2 separate regions of the Homo sapiens genome follow, and region 2 is linked to region 1. Evidence: read pairs that join two places in POLR2A ChIA-PET (ENCODE). Cell type or tissue: Panc1. All regions are shown on one strand. Links, peaks and the distances in the headings refer to the core of each region. The heading gives the core; the rest is flanking DNA. Region 1 overlaps BASP1 (brain abundant membrane attached signal protein 1). Region 2 overlaps MYO10 (myosin X).

What was found. ChIA-PET counts read pairs that join two places held together with the same protein. Peaks named below come from ENCODE experiments on the same cell type or tissue, not always from the same donor. Only the 100,000 strongest peaks of a DNase experiment are listed, where the experiment ranks them.
Region 2: POLR2A ChIA-PET joins it to region 1 with 5 read pairs; 1 of 35 experiments calls an interaction of 5 or more read pairs at or near these places.

The regions. Positions count from the first base shown.
Region 1 is chr5:17,227,112-17,243,120 of GRCh38, forward strand. All of the region lies in intron 1 of BASP1 (brain abundant membrane attached signal protein 1), which reads left to right. It also overlaps the pseudogene RNU6-1003P. Among named protein-coding and RNA genes, the nearest start is that of BASP1, 17 kb to the left of the region's middle. RefSeq lists enhancers at 469-969, 2,090-2,169. In Panc1, for the core only: no CTCF peak of the experiment used is centred there; no DNase peak of the experiment used is centred there; H3K27ac peaks cover 2,603 bases.
Region 2 is chr5:16,793,995-16,810,003 of GRCh38, forward strand. MYO10 (myosin X) reads right to left here. Exons shown (of 41, transcript NM_012334.3): 4 at 652-839. Among named protein-coding and RNA genes, the nearest start is that of MYO10, 130 kb to the right of the region's middle. RefSeq lists enhancers at 232-759, 760-1,287, 11,895-12,395, 12,396-12,896, 15,380-15,879. In Panc1, for the core only: no CTCF peak of the experiment used is centred there; no DNase peak of the experiment used is centred there; H3K27ac peaks cover 864 bases.

The DNA of each region.
Region 1 (16,009 bases), core at 2,932-10,931:
GTAGAGACAAGGTTTCACCATGTTGGTCAGGCTGGTCTTGAACTCCTGACTTCGTGATCCACCTGTCTTGGCCTCCCAAAGTGCTAGGATTACAGGTGTGAGCCACCGCACCCGTCCTTTTTTCTTTTTAGACAGTCTCACTCTGTCGCCCAGGCTGGAGTGCAGTGGCGCAATTTCTGCTCACCACAACCTCTGCCTCCTGGGTTCAAGCAATTCTCGTGCCTCAGCCTCCCTAGTAGCTGGGACTACAGGTGTACGCCACCAAGCTTGACTAATTTTTATATATATATATATATACAATATTTTTTTTGACAGAGTCTCGCCGTGTCGCCCAGGCTGGAGTGCAGTGGCACGATCTCGGCTCACTGCAACCTCCGCCTCCCAGGTTCAAGCAATTCTTTTGCCCCAGCCTCCAAAGTAGCTGGGCCTACAGGTGCCGCCACTATGCCCGGCTAATTTTTTTGTATTTTTTAGTAGAGATGGGGTTTCACTATATTGGCCAGGCTGGTCACAAACTCCTAACCTCAAGTGATCTGCTCTCCTTGGCCTCCCAAAGTGCTGGGATTACAGGCGTGAGCCACCATGCCCGGCCAATAACTCATTTTTCTAAGGAAGAAAGAATCTCGATTAACAATTGGTGATGACAGTGCCTCCAAAGGCTTCTCATAATCACCCAACCTCAGGTAAACAGGGTGAATGCCACCCTATTGACAGGAGGTTTATTGTGGCACTGGGTTTTGCTCAGTAGCCCTGGTGATCTGTTGTTGAGAACCCAAGCTCATATTTCCCAAGGCTCACCCAACTGGACTTTAGAAACCTGGTTCCAGAATTTTCAAATGTTTGGTTTTCAGGCAGATAGTAACAAGTGTTTGTACCAATGTTCTCCAGAAGGTTGTTAAGACAAGATTGATAATGCTTCCCAGGTATGTGTTTCTTTTTCTGACTCACAGCTGCATGTTACTAGTTTTCCTCATCTGACCCGATGATTGACTGATGGAAAGTCTCATTGAAGGTTTGGTTATCCTTTCATTGGTAGAAGAGACAAAAACAGGACATAAGTGGCTTATTCCATTCACCTCTACTTTTCTATTGTAACTGGATTTATTTCTGCCATCCAGACAGAGAGCCTGGGCTTTGATTTCATCTGTACCAAAGTTTTCTGGGTGGACAGGTACAGGGGGTCATCGTAAGAGAACTCAACTGACCACAATGCAGAGAGAGGTAACTATCCAATGGAATGGTAACATGGTTCCACTACGGTAAGAACTGTAGTGTTAAATGAAATGAATTCTTAATGGGAAAGGAGTCCTATGAATATTTCTAAGTTGTTATGTTTAACTTAACTAACTCTTAAATGCAGGGAATTTAACTTAAAAGTGAATTTAACAAAGAAGTGAATTTAAAAGCCAACAAGCTTCATATCTCTCCACCTCACCCCAAACCCGTGTTAATTAGCCCTTCTTGCTTAAATCAAATCACCTTGTTGAAATTTAATGCTGTGACTAGCAATGTATTCTTTGACCATATCCTTGTTTCCAGCAACAAATACTGCCACGTTAAGGGGAGAAGGAAGTGATGGATAGAGGGACCAGTTGGCAGATTGGGACACACGTACAAACACTATTCCTTTAACTTGCTTTCTTTAGATCCGTAGTTCCTACCTGTGAGTCTCATTTCTGTATTGATCCGCATTGGCTAAGCATACGACTAAAGCGGGATTCTTTGTCTTTTCTTCAGTGAGCTAGCCAGGAATCTCAGAAAAAGGGCAAAGAAGTCCAGAATGATGTAATGCTGCAAAAAATGTTACTGCTGTTTCTAAGGGGAGTGGAAGAAACCCAAGCCAGTTTTGAGTTGAGTGTGCTTCCTGTTGGAAGGGGGTGAGAATTCAGAGATGTATACCTATTAAAAAAAAAACAAAACTCTTAGGATATCACACAGCGTGGCAAACCAGCAAGCCCTGACCTGTTAGCAGTTGTTTGCATAGTTTACCAGGTAGAGAAAGCATCCACAGATAGAATCAAATGTTTGAGGACACTAACGTGCACTGTGGTTAGTGTGAGGTTTAACTGGCTGGGGACACATTTCCACTTAAATCTGATTCTGATAACACATTTAACTACTTCCCTAGCTAATTACACAGTTCCAGGCTTGAGAGAGGAAAAGGCACCTGTGAGCAGTGGCATGTCTTGTTAAATAAGGTTTGAAAACCCTTCCGAAAAGGAAGAAATGGCTGTACTTGGGGACGTTTGAGCATAGTAATTGTGCAGCCTTGCTCCTGGCTGAGGGGAGGGGAAAGAAAGCCCTTGGTTTCTGCTCCAAGAAGTGTTCAAATTCCCCTTATGTGGGCAGAATTTTTGGTAAGTACAATACAGGAAGCAAAACTGCATTGTTCTAGGTCAGCAGTCAATGACCTATTGTTTCTGAGCCCCTCTGTTCCCTCCTCACTTTGTGTTCAGGGGACGAAAGCCCAGAGCAGGAGAAGAGGAAGGGAAGTCTGGGAGAGGCTGGGAAGATGCACCCGCATTAACACAAGTTGGAGAGGCACCAATGCTCTCCTCCTGTGTCTACTCAGGCTGCCATAACAAAATAACAGATGGGATAACTTAACAAAAATATATTTTTTCATAGTTCTGCAGGCTGGAAGTCCAAGATCAACATGTTGGTAGGATTGGGTTTTTTTTTTTTTTTTTTTGATGGAGTCTTGCTCTGTCACCCAGGCTGGAGTGCAGTGGCACTATCTTGGCTCACTGCAACCTCTGCCTCCCGGGTTCAAGCAGTTCTCTGCCTCAGCCTCCCAAGTAGCTGGGATTATAGGCGTGTGCCACCACGCCCAGCTAATTTTTTTGTATTTTTAGTAGAGATAGGGTTTCACCATCTTGGCCAGGCTGGTCTTGAACTCCAAAGTGCTGGGATTACAGGCATGAGCTACCGCACCTGGCCCAGACTTGAGTTTTCTAAATCAGAATGGAATGATCCTGGGGAAGCTCATTTTAAAATCTCCTACCCAGAGTGGCAATGGTAGAGAGCCCTTCTTGTTCTAGACAGAAGAGTTGACCAGATGCCTAGGCCACTTTAAAATCCTATTCTAGCATCTGTGCTTTCTTTTAGGGATTCATTAGACAGACTCTTAACGGTGGAACAGATTTTACTGGATAGAGACTTGGGGTTGAAGACAGAAGGCAGGGGCTTGAATAGAAGCAAGTGCAGGAAGAGTGGTGGGGGTTTTGACAGAAAGTTTATGAATCAGTGGGACACCGAGGAAAGGGAAGTGTGTGTCGGGAATCATGGAAATCCTCCATGACTATAGAAACCAAGGCTAATGAATTTTGGGGCCTTTCCAAGCAATAAAACAAGTAGTGATACTTACAGGGATTCTTTTGAGGGGCATTCTCAACAAGTGTGGGTGTGGGTAAGTCTACACTTAACCCTTTTGAGAGGGTCCTTTTTATTATTATTTCATTTTATTTTATTTTTTGAGACAGGGGCTCGCTCTGTGATGCAGGCTGCAGTGGTGTGATCTCATCTCACTGCAACCTCCGCCTCCCGAGTTCAAGCGATTCTCCTGCCTCAGCCTCCCAAGTAGGTGGGATTACAGGTGTGTGCCACCATGCCTGGCTAATTTTTGTCTTTTGTTTTAGGGGAGATGGGGTTTCGTCATGTTGGCCAGGCTGGTCTCCAACTCCTGACCTCAAATGATCCACCCGCCTTGGCCTCCCAAAGTGCTGGGATTACAGGCCACTGCGCCCAGCCCGAGAGGGTCTTTTTAAAACAGTTTACGACTTTTAGGCGTACCCTGTCAAGTAATTCAGTTATTGCTTTCCTGGCTCAAATTTAAGGTCACATTACGTTAACTCTGGCAATACAAATATTGCCTCATGAATCCCCAGTGAAATTGAGAATTAACAATTTAATTTTACTACACTAGATAAACAAACCACTGGTCTTAAAAATAATTGAAACGATGCTGTTTAATGTCTTTTATAACAACTTTCACTGAATTGTTTTCTACATAAAACATAGGATGTAAGTTATTGTAGAATTTAAAAATTTTAACTCTTAAAATTTATGCAGTGTCTATTTTCAATGCAATGTCAGTGAGGACCTTTAGCACTCACTTTCCTGGTAGATAGCACCTTCTTCCAATCATGCCAGAAAACTAGGCTTGTCTCCTGGAATTCCCCATATGGCCTCCTTCCTGGGTAGTGAAACTCACATATGTCCATTTCCCTCTACTTGAAGCCATTAATCTAGTGGAAGCTTCTATTCTCTCCTGGATCACTGCCCTAATACTCTCCTAAATCCAAGCATGACATTCCTCTGCTTAAGATTTTAGGCCTAACTCTCCATTAAACCTGGAATAAAACACCGGCTCTCAGCATGTTCACCTTCTATTTTCGTCTCTTACCTCCGTTCCTACACACTCTCTCACCCACCCTCTTCAGCCATACCAACAGGCTCCCAGGTCTCCCAGGGCTCCAAGCTCATGCCTACTGCTTTTTCTGCCTGGAATATTCTTTTCCCCACTGTTGAAGTTACTCCTAGTTCAGATCTCAGCTTAAATGTCACTCTTGCAAAGATGTTCCCACACCTCCTGGCACTGGGCATTTTTGTCCCTGCATTTGCCAGAATTGATGAGATTATGTAACGTCTCTGCTCCTCTAGATTAAAACATCCAGGAGGCAGGGATGTGTCTGTTTTGTGGACCCATAACAGTGCCCTATAACAATTTCTGATCCATACCAAGCACCCCATGTCTGTTCAGTGTTGAAGGTTGTCTACAGTACATTATGTTCATGGAGAGCACGTGTCTTCTGAACATCGCCTTTGGCAGCTGAGATGACTTCCATAAATGGGCCAAAATTTCACCTCATCAGTTGTGCTTACTATGAAGATGAATAGCTGATGAACTCCAATTACAGTAATTATTCTGTTTCCAGGCAATAACCTTAGCAGTAGTTGTTCTAAAGCCCTGAGACATTACAAGTAATGAGTACTGATGGCTCATGCATCTGAGTGTCCTCCCAAGGTAGAGTCCGAAATGAAAAATGAAGCTGTGTATTATTTGAGGGAGACAAATAGTATTACATTGTGGGAACCTTTCAGAAACACAACACGATGAGTGAAAGCTGAGGATGATTGTGGTTACACTCCTCGTCTGTCCTTCCAGGTTATTGAATGCTTTTGGTCTGCTTTGGATCAATCATTATTGAACAACTTAACTGAATGCATTTTAGTAACAGCCTTTGTGAAGCTGCGAACATCAGGTCCCTAGAAAAGCAGGTGGCTTGAAATCTTTACACATTAGTCAATTATAAACCTAATGAAGTAAAAACGAATTTAGCTCTAATTCTGCGCTGTGACTACTTACTCTGCATCGTGAGTTCTACGAGGTTAGGACCTTGCTTTGTTCATCTTTGGATGTCAGTTTCTAGCACCTAACCGAACCTGTGGTCCAGTAAAGGGCTGGATACGTGGAAGGGCATGTTTCATGGTCATGTGACATCATGCTGTGCAAATAAGGCACATTTCAGAACGCTGTCCTTTACTTTCACATCCAGGAACCAGCTTGTAACGAACCTTTGGCAAACATCACCGTGGATTTTTCTTTTTCTTTTTTTTTTGGAGGAGGAGGTGGGGCACAACTAAGACATCATTTGTGATTTACTCCCCCTCCTCTTCCATGTCACATACCTCTTAGATGGTCAACATTCACCTTCTGCTGTCTCATTTCTGAGACATGAGACAGCCATCGGACTTAGTTTTAACTAGGATTATTAGAAATATTTTTGTGTCCATCTTGAGATCTCTCATCAGATCAATGTCTAGTTTTCTTTTGCTGATTCTTATTGATGGAATTCTTATTAAATAAAAAAGTTTGTAGCTTTTCACAATGGTATGAAATTGATTTCTAAAGTAATCTGTAGTTAAATAATAATGCAAGATTCCAGTAAGCATGTCTAGTTCTAGCAATACAATTTACTCATTCCAAAACATTTCTGGATGTTGATCCTTTATTTGCAAAATTTTTATTTTCATAGGCTTCTGGTTTGCATATTAAAACTATAGTTGTAGTTGAGGTGATGGTAGGCGTCTTTATTGTCTATACCTGTGAGCTGGGTTGAAATATAAGATATTCTCATACCATCTCTATAATCTATGCCATAAACACTTGGCACTTTATTAAATCAATACTTGGTCTGAAGATTGTCTCATTTTAAATGAATTCAGCTCATGAATTGGCCAGTGGCATCCTCTTCAGCTGAAACTCCTATATCTCCTTCCCCTTCTTTGTGTTCCTCCCCTAACATACAGCTGATACTCCCTGGGTAAGATCTGAAGGAGCTGGCTGTGGGTCATCTAGTCCAGAAGGCCATGTCAGTGTTATTTAAATCAGGTAGTAGAATGGGAAGGGCAGTTTGCAATTAATTTTTTATCTTAATGTTTCGAGTCTCTAGTGCACCATACTGCCTCCTGGTTTCTCACAGACCTACTGTATGTTTTGTTTGGAAGCCTTGGCTCATCTTGTGGGTTGTGTACTTAGCTGGAATGACATGGTATCGATGGTTGAGGAGCAATTTATGACACAGATGAGTAATTAGGTGACTGATACGCCTTTTGATGTGTGTTTCCAAGTAGATGATATTTTCTTTTCTTTGTTTTTTTTTTTTCAACATTCTGATATGATTTGCTAGTGATGGTGATGGTGTCATTTTGGTTTCAAAACTGGAAAATACAGGCCGGGCGCAGTGGCTCACGCCTGTAATGCCAGCACTTTGGGAGGCCGAGGCGGACAGATTGCCTGAGTTCAGGAGTTCTATACCAGCCTGGCTAACATAGTGAAACCCCATCTCTACTAAAAATACAAAAAAATTAGCTGGGCGTGGTGGCACACGCCTGTTGTCTCAGCTACTGGGGAGGCTGAGGCAGTAGAATTGCTTCAACCCAGGAGGTGGAGGTTGTAGTGAGTTGAGATCGCGCCACTGCACTCCAGCCTGCACGACAGAGTGAGACTCAGTCTCAAAAACAAACAAACAAACAAAACAAACAAAAAACAATACTGGAAAATACAAACAAGCCCAAGGAGTGATTGGTAGATGTTTAGAGTCTACCATTTCTCGACTTCAGGAAATGTCTGTGTGTATCTCAGTCTTCTGCTATTGTAGGCACACATCATACTTCAACTGTATGAAGATTATTCTATTCCTGCTCTATAAATATGTTATTGGATTGGATGAGCAAGATATACACTTACACATTTGAAGCCGTAAGTAAAAAAAAAAATTATATAGTTAAAAGGTACAAATAATTGCTTTTGTGATGAATTTGTTCTTTAAATGAAACATCAGTGGCATTTGTTCATGTAGTTCTCAGATAAAACTTCCTAAAAGTGGTTCAAGTGATTTCAAAATGCCAAGAATATGTTGCAAACTTGTTTTTTTGTATACAAATGAACAGCTGACATGAGGTTTTTCTACCATGTGAATGTGACGTGGGAACATACAAACCACACTAAAATATTGCAGAATTGATGTTTGTTTATTGATGGAGTTGGGAGACGCATCTCCTTTAAGTAGCTTACAGTGGGTGAAGGCAAACAAGGAAATCAGTAATTACAGCGAAGCAAATGTTGGTCCGTAGATACATGGGGTAGAGATATAAACAGCAGATAGTCATTAAGTTTACTACTCCGATCAATTATATTCTTTTTCTTCAATCTGTCCCTAGATCCACCTCTTTTGCCTGACTAAGCCATGTGAGATATTCCAGTGAGATATTCAATTGGCTATTATTTAAAGAGTTTTATGTGAATATCACTGTAGAGAATATGGAAGAATTCAGCATCGATTACATTTAGTTTAAAGGTCTTAATCACTAGATAGAAAAGAGATTTACACATCTTAAATTTCCATTAAAAAGCAGGCATTTGGGGATTAGAAACTGAAGGAAAAGATTTCCAAGAGTAGCTAGTTCTTAAAACACAGTAAGAATATGCTTTAGCTCTTGAACACAGTGTTTGTAGTTACTGTCAGACTCCTTGGGGAAGTGTCTTCTGCTGGGGCTCTCACCTGACAGGCTAACTGCATTAAGATGGGCCACTCAGCTTGAGAAACAGGAAGAATTGCTGTTGCTCCCGTCTGCTATTTATGTTTTTCTTTTTTTTTTTTTTGAGACTGAGTCTCACTCTGTCACCCAGGCTGGAGTGCAGTGGTGCGATCTTGGCTCACTGAAAGCTTCATCTCCCAGGTTCACGCCATTCTCCTGCCTCAGCCTCCCGAGTAGCTGGGATTACAGGTGCCCGCCACCAGGCCGGGCTAATTTTTTTTGTATTTTTAGTAGAGACGGGGTTTCACCGTGTTAGCCAGGATGGTCTCGATCTCATGACCTCATGATCAGCCCACCTCGGCCTCCCAAAGTGCTAGGATTACAGGCGTGAGCCACCACGCCTGGCCTGCTCTTTATGTTTTTTCATATGAATTACATTTCCTTACATCCCTATTCAGATGTCGACGTTACTTTTGCTCAAAAGTGCTCCTTTCTCTTGACTCCTGAGTTGCAAATAGCTTACCAAGGTAGCTGGGACTCTTGACCATGATGTTTTTTAAAATGAAATCTGTCAACAAATGAAAGACAGGATTGGTAACTAGTATTTTATCATTCCTCCAGCCTTCATCCTCCAGCTTGATTTATACTAACCACCATCTGAAATTGATGATTGTTTCCCATGACCCCACAGGGAGATTCCTTGGATGTAGGAACTCTGCCTGATTTTTGTTTTCCTAGACCTTCAGACACTACTTGGCCCAGAGTAATTGCTCTTTATGAATCACTGCTTTAGTCCAAGCTTGTCCAGTTCTCTGCCCAGGACTGCTTTGAATGTGGCCCAACACCAGTTTGCAAACTTTCTTAAAACATGAGACTTTTTTTTTTCTTTTTTAGCTCATTAGCTATTGTTAGCGTATTTTATGTGTGGCCCAAGACAATTCTTCCAGTGTGGCCCAGGGAAGCCAAAAGATTGGACACCCCCACCCTTGCGTTTAGTCTTTAAGACTATTCTACCTTGGGGGAGAAAAGCAAAAATGATTTCTTATTACACGTATTTAAACCAGTATTTACATTTGTAGGGATCTTGGGCAGGTTATCCAGAGAGCGAGTTTCTTTTCTTTTTTTTGGGATGGAGTTTCACTCTTGTTGCCCAGGCTGGAGTGTAATGGCGTGATCTCGGCTCACTGTGGCCTCTGCCTCCCGGGTTCAAGCAATTCTCCTGCCTCAGCCTCTGGAGTAGCTGGGATTACAGGCACCTGCCACCATGCCTGGCTAATTTTTTGTATTTTTAGTAGAGACGGGGTTTCGCCTTGTTGGTCAGGCTGGTCTCAAACTCCTGACCTTAGGTGATCCGCCTGCCTCTGCCTCCCAAAGTGCTGGGATTACAGGCGTGAGCCACCGCGCTCGGCCGAGAGCTAGTTTCCTGATTGATAAAATGTTCACTGTTTGTTCATATCCTCTCCTGTGTAGTTAGATGGCTACTGAATATATCCTGAGAGCAGGTCCTAAGAGTTTATTTTTCATGTTATTGTTGGAAATAAAAACCCAGAAATATTTTAATAATAGGAATTAAAGATATGAAGACCCTGATATCTGAAAGCTGAGTGGTTCAAATATGGTGAGCAATGCACTCTTAACTAGACCCATATCTTAAGGGAAAAAAATGTTTTTAGTACTTTTCTTGGTATCTTCTAATCTTCAGAAAAAAATTCTTAATAGGCAGTCGATGTAAATAAAACAAAATTCTGTATATTTAAAAAGCTGCTTGCGCTACTGTGTCATTCCTCTGGAATTTTCAAAAGCTGAGATTTTTCTGTATACTTTGAAAGCTAATGAAATCTACCAGCCCACCGGGTAGTAAACAACCAAGAATTCTTGATGGAGGTATTGTAAAGAAAGGTGATAAGGTGGCTGGGCATGGTGGCTCACGCCTGTAATTGCAGCACTTTGGGAGGTCGAGGTGGGCGGATCACGAGGTTAGGAGATCCAGACCATCCTGGCTAACACGTGAAAACCTGTCTCTACTAAAAATACAAAAAATTAGCTGGGCGTGGTGGTGGGCGCCTGTAGTCCCAGCTACTTGGGAGGCTGAGGCAGGAGAATGGCGTGAACCCGGGAGGCGGAGCTTGCAGTGAGCCGAGATCGCACCACTGCACTCCAGCCTGGGCGACACAGCGAGACTCCGTCTCAAAACAAAACAAAACAAAAAAAAGAAAGAAAGGTGATAAGGCTATCTAATGAAGGACCCAAAGAACTCTCACTGAGCTCACCCAGAATGCTTTTCTGGATTAAAGCACAGACTGAGAACCTGTTCTTAACATTAGTGACTTCGGTATGGCTCATTTTGAAGAAAGAAAATTGCCTAAATCTATAGTTGAGCTTGCACACATTACAGGTCTCTGGAAATAAGATGCTTAAACAGGTTCTATAATCTGGTTCTTGCTAGGTGAGTGTCCCCTGACATTGCTTTTTTTTTTTTTTTTCCGTGATGGAGTCTCGCTCTGCCACTCAGGCTGTAGTGCAGTGGCTCACTGTAACCTCCACCTCTTGGGTTCAAGTGAATCTCCTGCCTCCACCTCCCGAGTAGCTGGGACTACAGGCATGCACCACCATGCCTGGCTAATTTTTGAATTTTTAGTAGAGACAGTGTTTCACCATGTTGGCCAGGCTTGTCTTGAATTCCTCACCTCAAGTGATCCACCCACGTCGGCCTCCCAAAGTGCTGGGATTACAGGCATGAGCCACTGTGTCCGGCCCCCTGACATTGCTTTCTAAAGTAAGATTACCTGTAGTTCTCAGTGTTCGCCAAGCATGTATGAAACACAACGTATGTTAAGAGGCTGTTTAATTACATAAATGCTTATTTGGGGGATTCTTGTTCTCAGTGGCCTTCTCTCTTTTGGATGGATATACACAGTTTGATTGGCACTCCTATTGACACTTTATTTGGTTTGTGACTTGTTTGTCTCGGTGCCTTTCTATTAATATATTTTTTCTATTTAAACTACCCTCTTTTTTTCAGTACAGCACTGGACATTTTCTTTGAAATCTTCCAGATTCATTTGGTTGTCTTCCTCATCTCAGCTGTCTTATGCAGGAAAAGTGGTCACTGTTCAGTCAATTCATTCTACGTAGCTGGCTATCTGAGTTTTTTTTTTATCGAAACCAAAATAAAACTTAAAAGAAACAGAAGAAGCTGAGTCTCCCTCCCCTCCCTTTCAACTAACACCTACTGATGTTTATCTTGGAAATAATTTGACGTCTATTTGATGAAACCTGTAGTTAAGTGTTAATGGAGACTAACGTCAAGCTTCAGAACAGTGAGGAGAAACCTTTAGTATTGTGTGTCTAGCATTTGATGCAAGTGCTCTGTGGAAACCATGGAAGCTGGGATAAAAATGCTCGCCTGATCCCCAGATAGTCTCATCTGAATGTACTGAGGCATCACCGCATTCATTCCAAATCTGAACCTGACCTACTTTTCCCCTTCATCTCCTGCCATCTCTTCCCTAGTTTGTCATCTTCTTTTCCAGCACCACGAATGGTTCATGCTTTCTGATAAATATCTGATGTATGGCATCAATTATATGACTATTTAAACATGACTCATAGTGAACTGTATTTAAATATTGATATGACTCCATGCGTTTTCAAAGAATGTGTGGAATGTTCTTTTTGAGTGTCAGTTATTAATCATCTGTTTTCCGTTCAACTTTGGTTATCTTCAGTAAATTTTAATATCTTTCCCTTCAAGAGGACTTCCCAGCTGTCTGATCAACGGGTAGGAAAGGACAGTTGGTTCAGTGCTTGCTCATGTTAGCCCTGTAAGAAGTCAGCTCAGTTTAGTTCATCCAATAGCTGGGGAATAAAACCACACAATTCCCTTCCTTACTTGATATCAATCAACACTTGACTAAATCTTACATCCTGTCTTCAGCTGTTTTTTTTTTCTTTTTTGAGATGGAGTCTCGCTCTGTCACCCAGGCTGGAGTGCAGTGGCATGATCTCAGCTCACTGCAACCTCTGCCTCCCGGGTTCAAGTGATTCTCCTGCCTCAGCCTCCTGAGTAGCTGGGACTACAGGTGCCCGCCACCATATCTGGCTAATTTTTTGTATTTTCAGTAGAGACGGGGTTTCACCATGTTAGCCAGGATGGTCTCGATCTCCTGACCTTGTGATCCGCCCGCCTCAGCCTCCCAAAGTGCGGGGATTACAGGTGTGAGCCACTGCACCCGGCCCAGCTCTTTCGTAAAGAAAGCCTTGGCAAATGTGGAAATTCTCCCTATTCACTACGGTAAATAATTCTTGAGGTTACTAAACTCAGTATCTAAATAAAACAGATCAGTGTGTTAGTACATGGAACAGAAGGCCATATTTTTGGTTATAACCGTTGACCCCACACTCACCCTGGGGTCTTGGTGTCAATGTCAGGATGTGTTTAAATACCCTAGGCTGTCAATCTTGTAATACAACTTTGGTTATCTTTGTTCTAGAGCCTTGCAAAGTAAAGCTGATCCTAGTTAGGACCCAGTTAGGAATTTGGATATATGTGTTGTATTTGCATGTGATACTGCCCTTCATTTGAAAACACAGGCTTAAATTAGTGAAGTAGAACTCTTTTAGTCCAGATTACCCCCAAAATCTGTGAATTTGTACTAATTCAAAATCCTCTTTGCTGGTAACCGTTGTAATGAGGTCTTTGGAAATTTTATCCTGGTAGCATGGAGGTGTTGCTTCTTTTCATTTGTCTAGTTTTGTAGTCAGAACTGTTTATAGAGATGTAATTTTAAAGTGACCCTATGCTATGGTTTGAATATATGTGTTCCACCAAAATTCCTACGTTGGAACCTAATGCCCAGTGTGATGGTATTAAGTAAGAGCTGGGGCCTTTTGGGAAATGTCGAGGTCATGATTATTCCACCTTCACTAATGGGATTAGTGCTCTTATAGAACATGTTGGGAAAAAAATAAAAATAAAGATAAATAAATAAATAAATAAATAAATAAATAAATAACAGGTTGGAGCCCAGGAGTTTGAAGCTGGGGTGAGCCGTGATCATGCCACTGCACTCCATCCTGGGCAACAGAGTGAGGCTCTGGCCGGGCATGGTGGCTCACGCCTGTAATCCCAGCACTTTGGTAGGCCGATGTAGGCAGATCACCTGAGGTCAGAAGTTTGAAACCAGCCTGGCCAACATGGTGAAATCCTGTCTCTACTGAAAAATACAAAAATTAGCTGGGCGTGGTGGCGGGCACCTGTGATTGCAGCTCCTCAGGAGGCTGAGGCAGGAGAATCACTTGAATCTGGGAGGCAGAGGTTGAAGTGAGCTGAGATTGCGCCATTGCACTTCAGCCTGGGTGACAGAGTGAGACTCCTCTCAATAAAATAAAGTAAAATAAAATAATAAAATAAAAAACAGAGTGAGGTTCTGACTCTTTAAAAAAAGAGAAATAATGTGCCCACTTCATCAGCACATATACTAAAATTGGAACCATATAGAGATGAACATGGCTGCTATGCAAGAATGACAGTGCAAATTTGTGAAGCATTCCATATATTTTGGAAAATAAAAAAGTTGAAGGGAGTGCCCTAGTCCCCTTTTGTCTTTGATCTTGGACTTCCCAACCTACAGAACTGTGAGAAGTAAGTATTGATTCTTTATAAATTACCCAATCTAAGGTATTTTGTTAGGGTACCTACTAAACAAAAAGATAAAACTCTTGTGATTTTGATCTTAAGTTGGAAACATAAAACCATCGTTACAGAGAAGGCAAAACTAGGCAAAGATTTATTTTTGCAATGGCATTTAAAAATATTTAATAGTTTCTTTTAATTATAACATTACAAAATAACACCTTGTAGTCTGGTGAGCACAGGCTTGCCTAGTGCTTAGCATGTGCCAGGCAGGCCACATTCTAAGCTTTACACAGATTGACATTTTCCTTTTTTTTTTTTTTTTCTTGAGGCCGAGTTTTGCTCTGTTGCCCAGGCTGGAGTGCAGTGATGTGATCTCGCCTCACTGCAACTCCCACCTCTCAGATTCAAGCGATTCTTGTGCCTCAGCCTCCTGAGTAGCTGGGATTATAGACATGTACCACCAGTCCCGGCTAATTTTTGTGTTTTTAGTAGAGATGGGGTTTCGCCATGTTGGCCAGGATGGTCTTGAACTCCAGGCCTCAAGTGATCTGCCTGCCTCAGCTTCCCAAAGTGTTGTGATTACAGGAGTGAACCACTGCGCCTGGCCCAAAGATTGACATTTTAAAATACAGCAGCTAGGTGGGGTGGATTCTATTATTATCCCATTGTACAAATGAAGAAACTGTGGCACAGAGAAATTAATAATAGGTTACGTAGCCAGTGTAACCCAGAACATCTTAGTTCATGTTGCATGTCTCTCATTTGCTGGAAGCATATCAGTCAACAAGAAAATTATTGTTTTGCTTCCAGTTTGAGTAATGTTCCTGTGACTTCTTTAAGTGCTGTATATTTGCTGCATTTGCTGGGAGTGAACGAGGCCCTGAAGCTTTCGTAGATCTGTGCAGGAACTGGAGTGAGCCAGTGTGTGCCACCATGGGTGTCCCTCGATGTTCTCTCCTGTCCCTTCAACTGTGCTCTGCAGGAGTCAGACCTGTGGGGACAGTTCACAGGAACAAAACAGAAGCTCCAACCAAGAGCTGCAGGATTTAAGGACAAGGCTGCAAAACAAGTACGTGGAGCTGGCACGCAAACTCAGGGCTTTCTGAAACACAAACTTCAGCATTTAATTAAATGGGGGAAGGAAGGAACTCTCAACCGAGATACTGAACTGCACTGTGTCTCTACAAAATGCGAGTGTCCCACATTTTAAGGGTGAATGGATATCTCTAAAAGAAAACACCTCTCTCATTCACGTCTATTCTGTATGCTTTCTTGATTGGCTGAGGAAGGGGTGAAATCATGCTCTCCTTTCATTCCCCTCCTTCGACTAGGAAGGCGTTCTTTGATGCACCATTAATAGTTTTAGCAATTACTCTCAACCATAGTGAATGTGTAACTCCTGTTTTCATTTAAATTTGATCAATGACTCAGTTGTTATTAAAATGCAAGAAATAGTAGAAGTTTTTGTATATATATACCTGTGATGAGTGCGGGTGAGAATGGTCCTGTGGTTTTATTTCTCTTTTTTGTTCGACTTTATTTGTTAGATCAGTTTCATGTTCACACGAAATTGAGTGGAAGGTACGGAGGTTTCCCATATAAGTCTTGCGCCGCCCCCCACCCCATGCATAGTTTCCCTCATTATCAACATCCCCCAGCAGAATACGTCTGTCACAATTGATAAACTTGCATTGACACATCATTGTCACCCAAAGTCCTTTGTTTACATTAGGGTTCCCTCTTGGTGTTGTACCTTCTGTGAGTTTGGACAAATTTATAATGACACGTATCTCCAATTAGAGTAGCATAATTTTATCTCTTTATAAATGCTCAAGTCAGGGCTTCTTATTTTAATTTAAGGGGGATTAAATGATCGTAAGTGCATTTGTTACATCATTGTGCTTATTAATAATCTGTTTAAAGTATCTGTAATGCTTTGTGTTATAACTTTAAACAACAGAAAATGATGTTATTTGTAACGGTACATCCTTGCTCTGCGTGCTAATGTCCTTGAGGAGTCGAAGTAAGTCTAGGAAAAAAAAAGTCAACTCAGTTTAAAAAAAAAAAAAGGTAATCGTAAGCATTTTTTTTTCCTTCTAAAAGGATTTCTTTGTGTTTGGGGGCAGGGAGGACATGTCTTGAAATAAGTGAACATGTGCTTGTAAAATGTTTTTTAAGTGTTGTCGTCCCTGTAAGTCTGTGCCTTTCTGAAAATCTGGGTATGAAACCAGATCATGTGTGTAAAGGGAAATGGAACATTCTGGAACACCTGTAGTCTGTTGCCCCCAGCAAGTTGACATGCTAACATGCTAGGTGACAAAAGGGCAT
Region 2 (16,009 bases), core at 1,782-9,781, 430 kb before region 1:
TTGGGGCTCCTAATAGTTTCTTTGTAAAAGCGAGTACGACTCAGCTAAAATAGACATGCCAAGTGCCTTCTCACCCACTAAAAAAAAATATTGAAATAAACATGCCCTTAACATACACACAGTAAGCCCCTCTTCTGTGGCTAATTAACTTTAAGAGCACCCTATTATTAAAAATTCCTAAATTTGGGAGATTCTATCTAGAGTTATTTTATTGCAGTAGAGAAAAAAGAAACCTTGTTCACATACATAAGCCTTGTGAGTAGCACTGTAGGCTATATAAAACATTTAAATTTGAAAGAACTATGCAAGATTTCCTTAAACAGATAGAAGGACCATGCCTCATCATTGAAATAAATCAAAGAATAATTAAGGCAAATAAATGTTGCTTTAAAAAAAAAAAAAAAAAAAAGGAACAGAATGGAATAATTATTCTGAGGACAAGAGCCAAGCAACATGGTCCATCTGCTTTGCTAAGTAAGCTCCTTCTGAAAGCTGAAGTTACCATGCCATTCAAAACAGAAAACTCTGTCGGAGAAACTCAGGCGGTTGTAAAAGCTTCCTCTGGTTAATGCCCTAAGGAGGCTGGGGTTGGGGGTGCGCGGAGGGACTCCTGGGCCATGGGAAAGTCCGACTGGCTGTGAGCCCCGTTACCTGATGAGGATGCACTGGTTGTCGTGGCGCTTCCACAGGCAGCGGTAGCACTCGTTGGCGATGGCGAAGATGTGCGGGGGCAGCTCGCCCAGGTGGCGCCGGCTGTACTGCTCCATGGTGGCAGGCTCGTACAGCCCGGCGATGGGCTGGTAGGGGTTCACGGAGGCCAGGATGGAGCCGATGTAGGTCTGCAAGCACAGAGTGAGACAGGGATGCGTCACTTCTAACCCAGGCCACTGGATGAGCTCCAACAAAACCCACCGAGTGTGCGCCAGGGGGAAAGACGTCTTCTGTCTCCCGGGTGCACACTGTCCCTGCCTTTCTGGGTACCAAATCTTGATATTCTGGACAAATGAATGAAGCCATTTCAAAGAGGGATGGCAGTGAAAGGGAAACAAGAGAAGGAAGATGGTGAGGCGGCCCAGGCCCAGTCCCTGCTCCCCAGGCCCAGATCCCTGCTCCCCGCTGACCTCACCAATCTTAATCCCTTCCCATGGGCAAAGGACTGGCCAGGTCCAGTCTCCTGTCTCATTAAATGGCTACTGTGAAACAGCATGGTTAAAAAGTGACGGGACAGAAAGGAGAAGAGAGGTAGCCAGGGGTTGGGGGAGAAGGACATTTACAATTTAATGGGTGCAGAGTTTCTATTTAGGGTGATGGGGAAGTTCTGGAAGTGGGCCGGGCCTGGTGGCTCATGCCTGTAATCCCAGCACTTCCAGAGGCTGAGGCGGGCAGATCACCTGAGGTCAGGAGTTCAAGGCCAGCCTGGCCAACATGGTGAAACCCCATCTCTACTAAAAATACAAAAATTAGCCAGGCATGGTGATGCCTGCCTGTAATCCCTACACAGGAGGCTGGGAAAGGAGAATCACTTGAACCCAGGAGCCAGAGGTTGCAGTGACCCGAGATAGTGCTACTGCACTCCAGCCTGGGCGACAGAGTGAGATTCCATCTCAAAAAAAGTTATGGAAGTGGTTGGTACTTGTGGATGCAGAACATTGTGAATGTCCTTATTATTATTTATTTTTATTTTTAATTTTTTTTGTAGAGACATGGTCTTGCTTTGTTACCCAGGCTAGTCTCGAACTCCTGGTTTTGAGTGATCCTCCCTCCTTGGCCTCCCAAAGTGCTAGGTCTGTGAATGTACCTAATATGACTGAATTGTACACTTCAAAATAGTCAAAATGGCAAATTTTATGCTATGCAGAGTTAGCTACAGCTTTTAAAAGATAACGTGACCATTTCGAAAATGCTAGGTATCAGACCGAGCGCAGTGGCTCACGACTGTAATCCCAGCATTTTGGGGGGCCGAGGTGCGAGGATCTCAAGATCAGGAGACCAAGACCACCCTGGCTAACAGAGTGAAACCCCGTCTCTACTAAAAATACAAAAAATTAGCCAGGCCCGGTGGCACACACCTGTAATCCCAGCTACTCGGGAGGCTGAGGCAGGAGAATCTCTTGAACCTGGGAGGTGGAGGTTGCAGTGAGCCAAGATTGCGCCACTGCACTCCAACCTGGGCGACAGAGCGAGACTCTGTCAAAAAAAAAAAAAAAAAGAAAGAACAGAGAGAGAGCGAGAAAGAGAAAGAGCGAGCGTGCGAGAGAGAGAGAGAGAGAAAGAAAGAAGGAAAGAAAGAAAGAAGAAAAGAAAGAAGGAAAGAAAGGGAAAGAGAGGAAGAAAGGAAAGAAAGGGAAAGAGAGGAAGAAAGGAAAGAAAGGGAAGAAAAAGAAAAGAACAGAACACAACACAAAAGAAAAAGAAAGGAAAGAAAGGAAAAAGAAAGAAAAGAAAGACAGAAAGAAAGAAAGAAAGAAAGAAAGAAAAGAAAAGAAAAGAAAGAAAGAAAGAAGGAAAATAAATAAATAAATAGAGGCTACAGAGTTACCAAAGCTTAATGCCTTAGGCCTCTCCATGTGGACATAACTATTCACTTCTACTTTTACAGGAAATACTAACTCTGATTACCTGGCTTCCAGGCTCAGACACAACTAGGGAAGTCAGTCAGACAGGGGTGGGAGCAGAGAGTCCTGCAACCACCATCAACCACTAACCACCAACCAACTTTTACAAAGCTCGTACAGTGTGTCTAGGGCTTTATGGGCTGTTAAGGGCTGATTCATGCCTTCTCCCCAAATTCACATGCTGAAGCCCTAATCCCAAGTACTTAAGAATGTTACTATGCTTGGAGATAGGGGCTTTAAATAAGTGACTAACTTAAAATGAGGCCATTAGGGTGGGCCCTAATCCAATCTGACTGGTGTCTTTGTTAGAAGAGGAAATTTGAACACACAAAAAGACACCAGGGATGCATACACCCAGGGGGGTTGGCGGAGGGTAACAAAAAACAAGAAAACTAGACAGAAAGTCCAAACATCCTGAGAGCATCTATACCATATTATAGCAATTTGTAATATTTTATATTCATAGTATCAGCCAGGAACATCAAGCAAAGTATTGTTTTGTTCAGTATAACTTTTCAAATGCAAATAAGTCCATACAGGTTGAGTATCACTAATCCGAAAACCAAAATCTGAAATGCTGTAAAATCTGAAGCTTTTTGAGCACCAACATGATGCTGAAAAGAAATGTTCATGGGGGCATTTCAGATTTCAGATTTTCTGATGAGGGATGCCCAACTGGTAAGTATAATGCAGATACTTCTAAATCAGAGAAAATATCAGAAGTCCAAAACACTTCAGGTCCCAAGCATTCTGGATAAGGGTTACTCAACCTGGAATGTGTTTTGGAAATAATATGAAGCAAAAGATTTAAAAAAAGGTTAAAAACATAAAAGATATTACCATATGACCCAGCGATTCCACTCCTAGATACATATCAAAAAGAAGCGAAAGAAAATACTCAAACACTTGTACACACATGTTCACAGAAGCACCATTCACAACAGCCAAAGGTGGAAACAATGCCAAGGGCCCATCATCAGATGAATGGATGTGGCATACCCACACCATGTAATATTACTTAGCCACAAAAAGGAATAAAGTGCTGATCCATGCTACAATGTGAATGAGCCTTGGAGACATATTAAGCCAGACACAAAAGTTCACATATCCAGAATAGGTTAAGTCCATAGAAACAGCAAGATGGGTGGTTGCTAAAAGCAGACAGTGGCAGGAGAGGGGAATGACTGCTTCACTGGTACAGGGTTTCCACCTAAGGTGATAAAAATATTGTAGAACTAAGATACAGGTTGTATGGTTTGAATGTTTGTCCCCTCCTAAACTTGTGTTGAAATTTAATTGCCATTGTAACAGTATTAGGAAGGTGATTACAAAGGTAAGAGCTGATTATGTCATGGGGCTCTGCTCTCATAATGGATTAATGCCATTATTGCAGGAGTGAGTTAGTTATTGCAGAGTGGGCTCTTAATAAAAGAGTAAGTTCGACATGCATTCTCTCTGTCTCACACTCAAGCTTTCTCATCATGTGATGCCTCAGGCCATGACACAGCAAGAGGGTCCCACCAGATGCCAGCGCCATGCTCTTGGACTGGCCAGTCTCCAGAACCATAAGCCAAGTAAACTTTTGCTCCTTATAAATTACCCAGTGTGTGGTATCCTGTTTTGGCAGCAGAAAGCATACTGAAACAGAGTTGTTGGTTGTACAGCATTGTGAATGTACTAAATGCCACTGAGTTGTACACTTCAAAATGGTTAATTTTATGTTAAATGAATTTCACCTTAATTAGAAAAAAAAGATCTGGTGCTTTTATGAGTAAATGTTCAGGTCCTTGGAAACATCAACTCTCTAGAAAACCCATTTTGTCCTGTCGGAGCACTATGGGGAAGATTTGGCCAGAAAAAAAAAGATGGAAGTTGGAAAAAAAAAAGTGTCCTACTCCTTGGGATGCCTCCATCCTCCATCAGTGCCTGGACCACAGACACTCCAGTGCCTCCTTCTATCTAACATCTGCAGAGGTGAGGGAGCAGGCAGACAATACTTGAGGCTGTGAGTGCCTGGCCCCTTCCACTACTTTGTTTAAAATGCCATGTTTGTTTTCTACCTTTTTGATAGTTGTTTACATTATTTTCTTTTTTCTGCTAAGTATCAAAAATGTTCATTTTTACTGTGAAATACATTCTTATTTTTTTCCCTACTGTGACAGGACTGTCACTCTTTATGCAGCCAGGTAGGTCAGAGGAAGCTGACAAGCAACAGTCAACACTGCCAACCATCAACACGGCGGGCTCAACTGAGCACACACCAATCCTCTTCCTCAGTTGCAAGCAGAGGGTGAAAGCCACAGTCATGGGCATTAAGCTTATTATTAAATTTAATTAATTTATTATTAGGATATTCACCCATCATTAACACACCTTTTAAAAAATGATATGCCCATATCATTTTGCATGCCCCATTCATGACACGTTTGTATGGTTGCTGTAAAATTCTAAGATGAGCCTTTCTTTCTTAAGGCACTGATTTACTTATAAAACCATTATTAAAACTTCTTACACAGCTTTCTTCAAAAGAATGATCATGTTTTTTAAACCATATTCCTCCTCCTGGTTGGGGAACCTCACTAGCCATAGAGCATCCTTTTAAGATACTGCTCGTTCTGACAGTGTGGATGACATGGGCTTTGAATGAAGGTAGAAGACAAAGTGGCATTAAGCCTGTTAGCAAAGGTGAAGACGCAACATCCAAAATGGTCTCATGCTTGACTTTTTACAGTAATTCACACCACACCTTGTCCAGTGAAATAGTTTTTAAATGTTTCAGAATGACAATGTAGTAGCTGTGGCAACTAGAGACAACATATGCAACCCAGAAATCAATGTCCACAGGTCCTCTTCCACCAGAATCAGCAGTGCTTTAGAAGAGAAATACTTTTTTTTTTTTTTGAGACTGAGTCTCGCTCTGTCATCCAGGCTGGAGAACAGTGGCACAATCTCGGCTCACTGCAACCTTCGCCTCCCGTGTTCAAGCGATTCTCCTGTCTCAGCTTCCCAAGTAGCTGGGATAACAGGTGTGTGCCCCTACGCCCACCTAATTTTTGCATTTCTACTAGAGACGGGATTTCATATATTTTGGCCAGGCTGGCCTCAAACTCCTGACCTCAGGTGATCCACCCACCTCAGCCTCCCAAAGTGCTGGGATTACAGATATGAACCACTGTGCCCGGCTGAGAAAGGACTCTTAACAGCGGACGCTCCCTGGGGAGGCAGCCCACAGACTCTGCAGAATTATGTGGCATCCTTGCTGATGGTCACGCAGCTCACAAAAGGCATCGGGATACTCTCCTCTGCTAAGCCGAGTCCCTGCCACCCCACACTACTGCCACCAATCAATTCTGAGTCACCATCTTTCAGAAGAAAAGATAATCGGGCATGCTGTGAAACAGAACACTTTACCAGATGGCCTCAAAAAGCACACGGTTCGAGAGTGAAAGACCAAAACCATCCAGCTGGTTTAGTTATAGAAGATGTTAATCATGGCCAATGACCAGCACAGCTCTGGTGGTTGCACACTTTTCCTACAATAATATTGATCTTTGTATCTGACTCTTACAATAAAATGCATGCTTCATCTGTCAGTCAGCCTAGTGAGTTACCATGAAAAAAATATGGTCCCTCATTACTACACATTGTCAATAAATTTAAAATCCCGGCCAGCTACGGTGGGTCATGACTATAATCCCAGCACTTTTGGAGGCCAAGGTGGGAGAACTGCCTGAGCCAAGGAGTTCAAGACCAGCCTGGGCAATATAGGAAGACCCCATCTCTACTTAAAAATATATTTTTAAAATTCTGCATAAATATTAATAACAGACTGTTGCTGCTTTAGGCAAGAAAGCCTTGATTGTTCCCGTTTTGATGAGAAGCTTCTGAAGGGTACAGCATGTGCTCGTGGGTTCTTTACCCAGGTTAGGAACCTGATTTCATCTTTTCTTGAGGATTCTGGGACTCATTCAGGCTCTCCGCCCATAAAAGCGATGCCCACAGCAAGTGAGGAAGACTCTATCTTCTAATCTACAATGAAACCACCCCAGGCTCCTAAGCTTCCGCTGTTCTCCAATCTGCTTGGCCTCACTACACTGGTTCTTTCTCAGCCTTGCCATGCGCCACCCCCGTGGCTGTGTTGGAAGGAAGCGCCAAATCTCCTGTGGAATGAAAGGCTTTTCCTCCAAGGGCCACTATGTCAGGGGGTATTGAAAAGTGTTTTCAGGTAAAAGGTCGTCTGAATGCGTGGTTAACGTAACAGAAGATACCAAGCCAGGCTTTTATTTTGCTTTTCATTTTACACACCATATATCACATCAAGTGAAAAAAAAAAATTCTTTTCCAAAAAGATTTGTATTTCAGTATGTTTAAAACCTTTCACCTTTTAAGGTAAGTAATAAATAAAAGTTACGTGCACCCTAGAAGCTGCCTGCCTCAGATGTGTGACGATCTTTCATGCCCCATGATCTACTTTATAGCTTTAAACTGAACCATGAGTTGAACTCCCCAAATTCCTCAAAAAATGGTCAGGACCCTTTCTGCTTGTTGGGTAGAGAAAGAGCACTTAAACAGCTGCTCCTGATTTTTAAAGATCAATCATGCATTTATTTATTTTTGAGACAGAGTCTCGCTCCGTTGCCCAGGCTGCCGTGCAGTGGTGCAATCTCAGCTTACTGCAGCCTCCGCCTCCCGGGTTAAAGCAATTCTCCTGCCTCAGCCTCCCGAGTAGCTGGGATTACAGGCGCCCACAACCACACCTGGCTAATTTTTGTATTTTTAGTAGAGACGAATGGGGTTTCACCACATTAGCCAGGCTGCTCTCAAACTCCTGGCTTCATCTGGCCTGCTTGCATCAGCCTCCCAAAGTGCTGGCATTACAGGCATGAGCCACCATGCCTGGCTAAGATCATACATTTAATGGTACATGGCTATATTCCAACATGACTCTGTAAGAATGTAGGTGCTACTGCTGTGGTCCTTCTCGTTTTGTGATTCATATTCTGAAAAGAAAAAATTCATACTCTACAAAAATTTCTAAACCTATGGTTTAGACCATATTTCGTACTCTAAACAAGAGAAAACTAAGATACATATGTTCATAACATGTCCGGCATCTGCTGTTTTCAAGATTTTCCTTAAACCCACATCCTCCAAGCACTTTCTTATTCTTTTTTGCATATTGCCACTAACTCAAGGATGTTTTTTCAAACTTTTTATACCATGTATAAAAAATATTCAGTAAACAACAGCCAAAAGGTAGAAGCAACCCATGTGTCTGCCAATAAATGAACAGATACAAAAAATGTGGCACATCCATACAACGGAATTATTCAGCCCTGAAAGGGATGGAAATTCAGACCCTTGCTACAACATGGATGAACCCTTAAGACATTATGCTAAGTGAATTATGACAGTCACAAAAAGATAAACACTGTGCGAGTCCACTTGTATGAGGTATCCAGAATACTCAAATTGATAGAGAAAGTGGAAATGTACAATTCCACTTATATGAGGATCCAGAATAATCAAATTGACAGAAAGTGGAAGGGTGGTTGCCAGGGGCTGGAGATGGGGGAAATGGGGAGCTGTTGTTTAATGAGTATGGATTCAGTTCTGCAAGAGGAGAAGAGTTCTGGAGATTGCTGCAGGGTAACGTAAATATACTTAACGCTATCGAACTGTGCATTAACAACGGCTGTGATACATTTTGTTCATGCATTTTACCAAAATAAAATTTTTTTTTTAGTTTAATAAAGAAAAAAATAGGAGCCGGGTGCAGTGGCTCATGCCTGTAATCCCAACACTCTGGGATGCTGAGGCGGGTGGATCATGAGGTCAGGAGATTGAGACCATCCTGGCTAACAGGGTGAAACCCCGTCTCTACTAAAAATACAAAAATTAGCCGGGCGTAGTGGCAGGCGCCTGTAGTCCCAGCTACTCAGGAGGCTGAGGCAGGAGATTGGCATGAACCCGGGAGGCAGAGCTTGCAGTGAGCTGAGATCACGCCACTGCACTCCAGCCTGGGGGACAGAGCGAGACTGTCTCTAAAAAAAAAAAAAAAAAAGAAAGAAAGAAAAATTAAAAAAAATAAGTAATGCTGGGAATTATGGTGTTGTATAGAATACATTAATCTCTAAGTATAAAGAGAGATTAAAAACAAGCACAGACTTGAGAGGAAATAACAAGAAACATTATGCTCCTTAACTTTAAATAAAAAGTTTTAGAGGTTGGGTGTGGTGGCTCACGCCTGTTATCCCAACACTTTGGGAGGATCACTTGAGCCCAGGAGTTCAAGACCGGCCTGGGCAACACAGTGAGATCCTCTCTCTCAAAAAAAAAAAAAAATTTACCCATGTGTGGTAGCACATGCCTGTATTCCCAGCCACTAGGGAGGCTGAGGTGGGAGGATGGCTTGAGCCCAGGAGGTCAAGGCTTCAGTGAGCCGTGATTGCATCACTGCACTCCAGCCTTGGTAACAAAGTGGAAACCTTGTCTCTTTAAAAAAATTTAAAAAAAAAATTAAATTTAAAAAAAGGCCAGGCCTGATGGCTCATGCCCGTAATCCCAGCAGTTTGGGAGGCCGAGGCGGGAGGATCACTTGAGTCCAGGAGTTAACCAGCCTGGGCACTAATGTCAAAACCCTGTCTCTACAAAAAATACATTAAAAAGTTAGCCAGGTATGATGGTGCACACATGTGGTCTCAGCTACTCAGGAGGCTGAGGTGGGAGGATCACCTGAGCCCAGGAGGCAGAGGTTGCATTGAACCAAGATTGTGCCACCGCACTCCAGCCTGACAGAGTGAGACCCTATCTCAAAAGAAAAAAAAAAGTTTCAGCATACACACCTTCAAATTTGAACCCAAATTAAATAAAAATGTTCTGGTGACAAGCTATAGACTATTCAGGAAGAGAGAACAAAAGGCACTGATATTTTCAGGGAGACAGTAATGTCAGAGTTTAAATAATTAATAAAGATATTATGTTGTGGCTGGCGGTAAATTCAGCAAATGAACTCCCACAAACCAACAGGAACATCAAACGACCAGATTTAATTGGAACCAAAACTCAATAATCTGAAATCTCTTCCTTGAAAAGCAAAAAAGGAAAGAATATGTAAAATGTGTGTCTGGCTGGTACAAAGAAAGAACCTGATTTCTTAAGATTATAGAAAATTTTGCCTCATTGTATAAAAATTACTCAGTAGACAACAGCCCAATATTACTTACTTATTAATAATTCAAAGGCCTCCCTTAGACTACCTACCTCCATTTAGTACCTATGGCCAAAAGGATTGTTTACACATTCGCACACCCACTCATTTGCTCTTCCATAACCCTGTGATGGGCAGCAGAGGTCACTGCTCCTGCCTCTTCTGACAGGTAATGGAACCGGCAAGGGGACAATAAGATATTGTCCCTACGGTCACGGAGCCCGTGAGTCAGAGTGAAGGCAGGAACCCTGGATTTTTGAGAATGTGCCACACTGTGGATCTACAGCGAATGCCTTCTCCATCACCCATCCACCCACAGGGCTCTGTCAGCCTCATCACCTCATCACCTCATCACCATGGCTGACGTCTCCTTGTCCCGTGTGTTCCACTTTTCATTAACTCCAGGGCGACCCACCCACTCCCTTCATCTGTGCTGTCCTGGTCTGCTCAGGGCCTCACCTTGCATTGACTAACTTCCACAAAGGCTCCTTCCTCTGAGATTTCCCTCGGGGTCTTTACCCCCTTAATCCAATCACCAAAAGGTGATACAGCAGCCCAAGCCCTAATGAAGTATTTTCGTAACAGGTCACCAAAGGGAGTGGGGGAAGGGCTTCAGCTCACAGAAGGACTTCACTTACTACTGGGTTTTTACTGTTTGTGTCCATGCACATGACAAATGGCACTTCTGAACCTGCTAAAACAGGGATGTAAAATAACACCGGCAACCATAGTCATAGTTCCCAATCGTTTATTTCAAGAAAGACAAATTATGGTCGCGCGCAGAGGCTCCGGCCTGTAATCCCAGCACTTTGGGAAGCTGAGGCAGGAGGATCACCTGAGGTCAGGAGTTCGAGACCAGCCAAGGCAGGAGGATGGCTTGAGCCCAGGAGTTTGAGACCAGCCTGGGCAATGTGGCGAAACCCCATCTCTACTAAAAATACGAAAATTAGCTGGGTGTGGTAGTGCATGCCTGTAGTCCCAGCTACTCGGCAGGCTGAGGTGGGAGGATCACCTGAGCCTGGGGAGGTCAAGGCTGTAGTGAGCCATGACCACTGCACTCCAGCCTGGGTAATACAGTGAGACCCCACCTCAAAAAAAATTATTTGAAATGTCAAGCATTCTTTGGCAAAAATAATTACAGTCAAGGACATCTTATCTCCCCCATCTTAAACTTACCACCCCACTCTTCAATTTGCATGGATGACTTTGTCACTGAAGTATAGGCTACATGTGTAAGAGGTTCACTGAGTAATAAGAAAAGTTCAACATGTAACGTGAGTAAAAATGGCAGCTGGAGGTGGGGAAAGAGCTAGCTTGTTAAGTGTCAAGTGAAGCAAAGATAAAGTGTGGTAAGAAATTCTGGCTGGGTGCAGTGGCTCACACCTGTAATCCCAGCACTTTGGGAGGCCAAGGCCAGCAGATTACTTGAAGTCAGGAGTTCAAGACCAGCCTGGCCAACATGGTGAAACCCCGTCTCTACTAAAAATACAAAATTAGCCAGGCGTGGTGGCGGATGCCTGTAATCCCAGCTACTCGGGAGGCTGAGGCAGGAGAATCGCTTGAACCCAGGAAGCAGAGATTGCAGTGAACCATCATGGCACTGCACTCTAGCCCGGGCAACACAGTGAGACTCCATCTCAAAAAAAAAAAAAAAAAAAAAAGAAAAGAAAAAAAAGAAATCCTAAGGTCTATGAGACAACATTTGCCATGGGCTCACGTCATTTCTCACTCTATGAAAAGATATTGTTACCGCTCCACAAACGGCCATGATGATGCCATGCAGTTTAAGACTGTGGACACATGCAGCTCCCAAACACGAGGTGGGGCCACGTACCGGTTTCCTCATGTTGGATTTCAAATTCCACAAGAATAAATAAGCTGGTCGGTTTAATGGCTTTTCAGAAATAGGAAGTACATTCTATTTTGAAGCACATAAAAACATTTTCTTGTCAGAAAAGTTCCACATAACTCACCCCCAAAATACATTCCCTTGCCCATTTTAATAATTTGGAACAGCTGCAGCACAAATTGCTTAAAAATGTTGGAGAAGCTCACTTCATCTCTTCAATCTAAAATCTACCAAGTCAAGGTTTTCAAAAGGCCTAAGGGTATAACACCTAGTGTCAAATTTCACACCCCCAAAAAATCAAGTATCATTTGACTTCAGCATGCATATGTATATCAAAATATCATGTTGTGTATCTTAAATACAGCCAATAATTTTTTTTTAATCAAGTGTAACTGGCCGGGTGCAGTGGATCACGCCTATAATCCCAGCACTTTGGGAGGCTGAGGCAGGTGGGTCATTTGAGGTCAGGAGTTTGAGACCAGCCTGGCCAACATGGCAAAACCCCATCTCTATTACAATTTAAAAAAAAAAATTAGCTGGGCATGGTGGCGGGCACCTGTAATCCCAGCTACTGGGGATGCTGAGGTAGAAGAATCGGGAGGTGGAGGTTGCAGTGAGCCAGAGGTTGCAGTGAACCGAGATCACGCCACTGCACTCCAGCCTGGGCCACAGAGTAAGACTCTACCTCCAAAAAAAGGCCGGGTGCGACGGCTCACACCTGTGATCCCAGCACTTTGGGAGGCAGAGGCGGGCGGATCACGAGGTCAGGAGATCGAGACCACGTTAACACGGTGAAACCCCATCTCTACTAAAAATATAAAAAAATTAGCTGGGCGTGGTGGCGGGCGCCTACTACGTAGTCCCAGCTACTCAGGAGGCTGAGGCAGGAGAATGGCATGAACCCAGGAGGAGGAGCTTGCAGTGAGCCAAGATAGTGCCACTGCACTCCAACCTGGGCGACAGAGCAAGACTCCGTCTCAAAAAAAAAAAAAATCAAGTATAACTGAGAAAACTTAAAGTGACTCAGTGGCCTCATACAGGATGCTTATAGAGACCAAGGGACCCAGGTTGGATATCACAATCCCAATGCAGAAATAACTCATCTAAACAGCATGGTTTGGTCAAGTCAGAAGACACCAAGTCCACAGCCCTGAAGAACCTCCCCTGGCACTGCTTCACTCCCCCGGGACTAAGATTCTGATCAGTAACAACAAGGGATCCTCTGTTACCCCACATGACCGCTATGTGCTACAGAAATCAGAGGTATGTATCATCGCTATTGTTAATGAAAATAAAACCACAATGCTTTTCGTCATGTAGTCCTGAAAAGCTGGATGTAGAAGATACAATTTGAAATGCACTGGGGAAATGGGTTATTTAAAGTCTGTGCTATGGCAGCTAAAGGGAAGAGTTGTTAAGAAGTGAGATCCATTATCCAGATTTATTTCGTACTCACCATCCCCCCGTTTCCTTCTCTCTCAAACACCTCGGCTAAATACGGCAGTGACTTACTTCCTAAATCTTTATCTTGAGTGCAACTTCAGCTGTAAGTTACAGATCCATATGTTCAGTGGTCCACTGGCTCAAGCTCAACAGACATGGCTAACCTCCCCCAAACACCTGTTACTTCACACATAGTGACAACTTGACAAATGGCACCACAGCCTACCCAAATGAGTAATCCAGTAATCCTACAGAAATTCAGCTTACTTGGCCCCCAAACCCAGTTAAACACTTAGCATCTACCTCTCGGTATCTCACACAGTAACCCCTCCTAACTGGAAGCCCCTCCTTTCTCATCCACCACCCTGTGACCAAGTGACGCTTCCCCAAAACGCATGCTTAAAGTTATCCCCTACAGCTTTCATGAGTCCGTTCAAGCTCACTGAGTTGCACAGAGCCATTCCTTCCTCCATTGCTCTCGACCGCCTTGCCAGCCAGCAGCATGCAACCTTTGTTCTGGCATCTAGAATGTCCTGCGTTGGATATTAAATAACAATGCATCACAATATTTCCGTCTTTCCACATGATGATCTGCTGCCAGGACAGCTATCCTCCTTCTTGGCCAAATTCCTCTACATATGCTCAAAACTCAGGCCAACTATTAATAGCACCTCAGTGAGGAATCATTTTCTGACCCTCTCATCCCCTCCTCATTGTGACGCTCCTTCTTTGTGTTCCCATGTATTTTTATCACACCCATTGTCACCCTGAGCTATTGTTCATCGTTTGCCTGTGTCTGTCTTCACTAATCAATTAGGGACCTTTCATTTACTCAGTCTTTCAACAAGCCATTCCTGTAAGCCAGAGTCATTCTGCATCCCTGGAGCCTAACACAGAGCCTGGTACCCAGGCAGGGCGGCATCAGCATCGATATGCTGAGGACACATGATTTCACCACCAATCCACCAAATAAATTCATGTTTTAACTGTCTTCTAGTGCTTTATGCCCACTATCTTCTACATAACCCAATTGTCTGATGTTGTCCAATTAAACAATTAGAAACATTTCAGCCACGTGTAGTGACTCATGCCTGTAATCCCAGCACTTTAGGAAGCCCAGGTGGGAGGATCGCTTGAGGCCAGAAATTTGAGACCAACCTGAGCAACACGACAAGCCTCCATCTCTACAAAAAATTTTAAAAATACAAAAAATTAGCTGGCTGTGGTGGCACGCACCCATAGTCGCAGCTACTTGGGAAGCTGAGGTAGGAGGACTGCTTGAGCCCAGGAGTTGGAGGCTGTGGTGAGCTATGATCGCACCACTACACTCCAGCCTGGGCAAAAGAGTGAGGTCTAAATAATAATAAATAAAAATAAAAAATAAACACTTAGAAACAATTTTTTAAAAATCGTGAAGCATTCAAGTTTGTTGAAAATTAAACCATCTCAAGAGACAAGCTGTTAACTGAAGTCAAGGTCTTCAAGGTAGAGGCTGGCATTTCCATTTCACCTGAGTGACTTTCTGACTAAAATTCTCTCCTGATTGAAAGGAATGTATCTTTTTTATTATTATTATTTTTGAGACAGTCTCACTCTATTGCATAGGCTGGAGTGCAGTGGCACAATCTCGGCTCACTGCAACCTTCTCCTCCCAGGTTCAAGCGATTCTCCTGCCTCAGCCTCCCAAGTAGCTGGGACTACAGGCACCCGCCACCACGCCTGGCTAATTTTTGTATTTTTAGTAGAGATGGGGTTTCACCATGTTGGCCAGGCTGGTCTCAAACTCCTGACCTTGTGATCAGCCTGCCTCGGCCTCCCAAAGTGCTGGGATTACAGGCATGAGCCACCACGCCCAGCCTTGAAAGGAATCTAAACCCAAAGAGAGACAAGGAAGAAAAAAAAAAATCACAAAAAAACAAGTTTCAAATTGCCACTCTCATGTGCTGATGTGGAAGCGGCCACTCCGGAGCATAAATGTTTGGTAAAGTTTTAAAATACATATAGTCAGACAGATGGTTACAATCATCTTTTGGCTACGAGTCTTGATTTCATGTGGAAAAAAAAAAAAGCCAAAAAAACCCAGAAAGTCCTGACTGTGTTCATCTGCCCCAAGTGTGTTCAAACTGCACTGCGTTCATCTGTCCCAAGGGCACCCCAATGCCAAGGCAGTGCTAACCAACCAACCACGCGGCCTTCAGGCCACGCTGCCTCCGTGAGAGGCGCGCTGTGACTTGACTCGAGCCTTGGAAAGGGATGTAAACAAGCCAACCAAGTCTACCTTGGGAAGACTCAACTCAAGAAAATGAAACACAGATTTCAATTTGCAAGATTCCCAAACAGTCCAGTCCACGGCAGGGTATGCCCAGCCTTCACATGGCAAGCAGGCCGTGACTTCCCTGCAGGTGAACTCTGTTCAACCGGCTGCTAAAATCAATAGGCCTTTCTCTGGCTGATGCCTGCTAACACATTTTGCCTGACAGATGCAGGCTTCAAAGTTAATTCAGAAGCAACATCAAACACATTTGCAGATTTGGGCTGGAATGCCACCTAACCAAAGGAGGATATTTTTGAAACATCTAAAAATACATTAGCTGTGAAGCATAGTTCGTGCTTACTGAAGCATTTATCTTTAGAAACAGCCCCATTTCTTAAAATTGGCTCCTTTGATTCTGATCTCTGTGCTGTTTGTTCGGCAAGACAAACAAACTAACCAAAAGGCTGGGTGGAACAGGGAAGAGCTTCCTCTGGAGCCAGCCTCAACACCATAATTGCAGGCGACCGCTGAAGTTCCCTGCAGCTCTCCCCGTGATGTGGTTTTGAGCCATTCCTTAGAGACTGGGAGAGGAGTCTCCTCTGCGCAACTGACCCAGAGCTCCACAATCCCTGTAATGA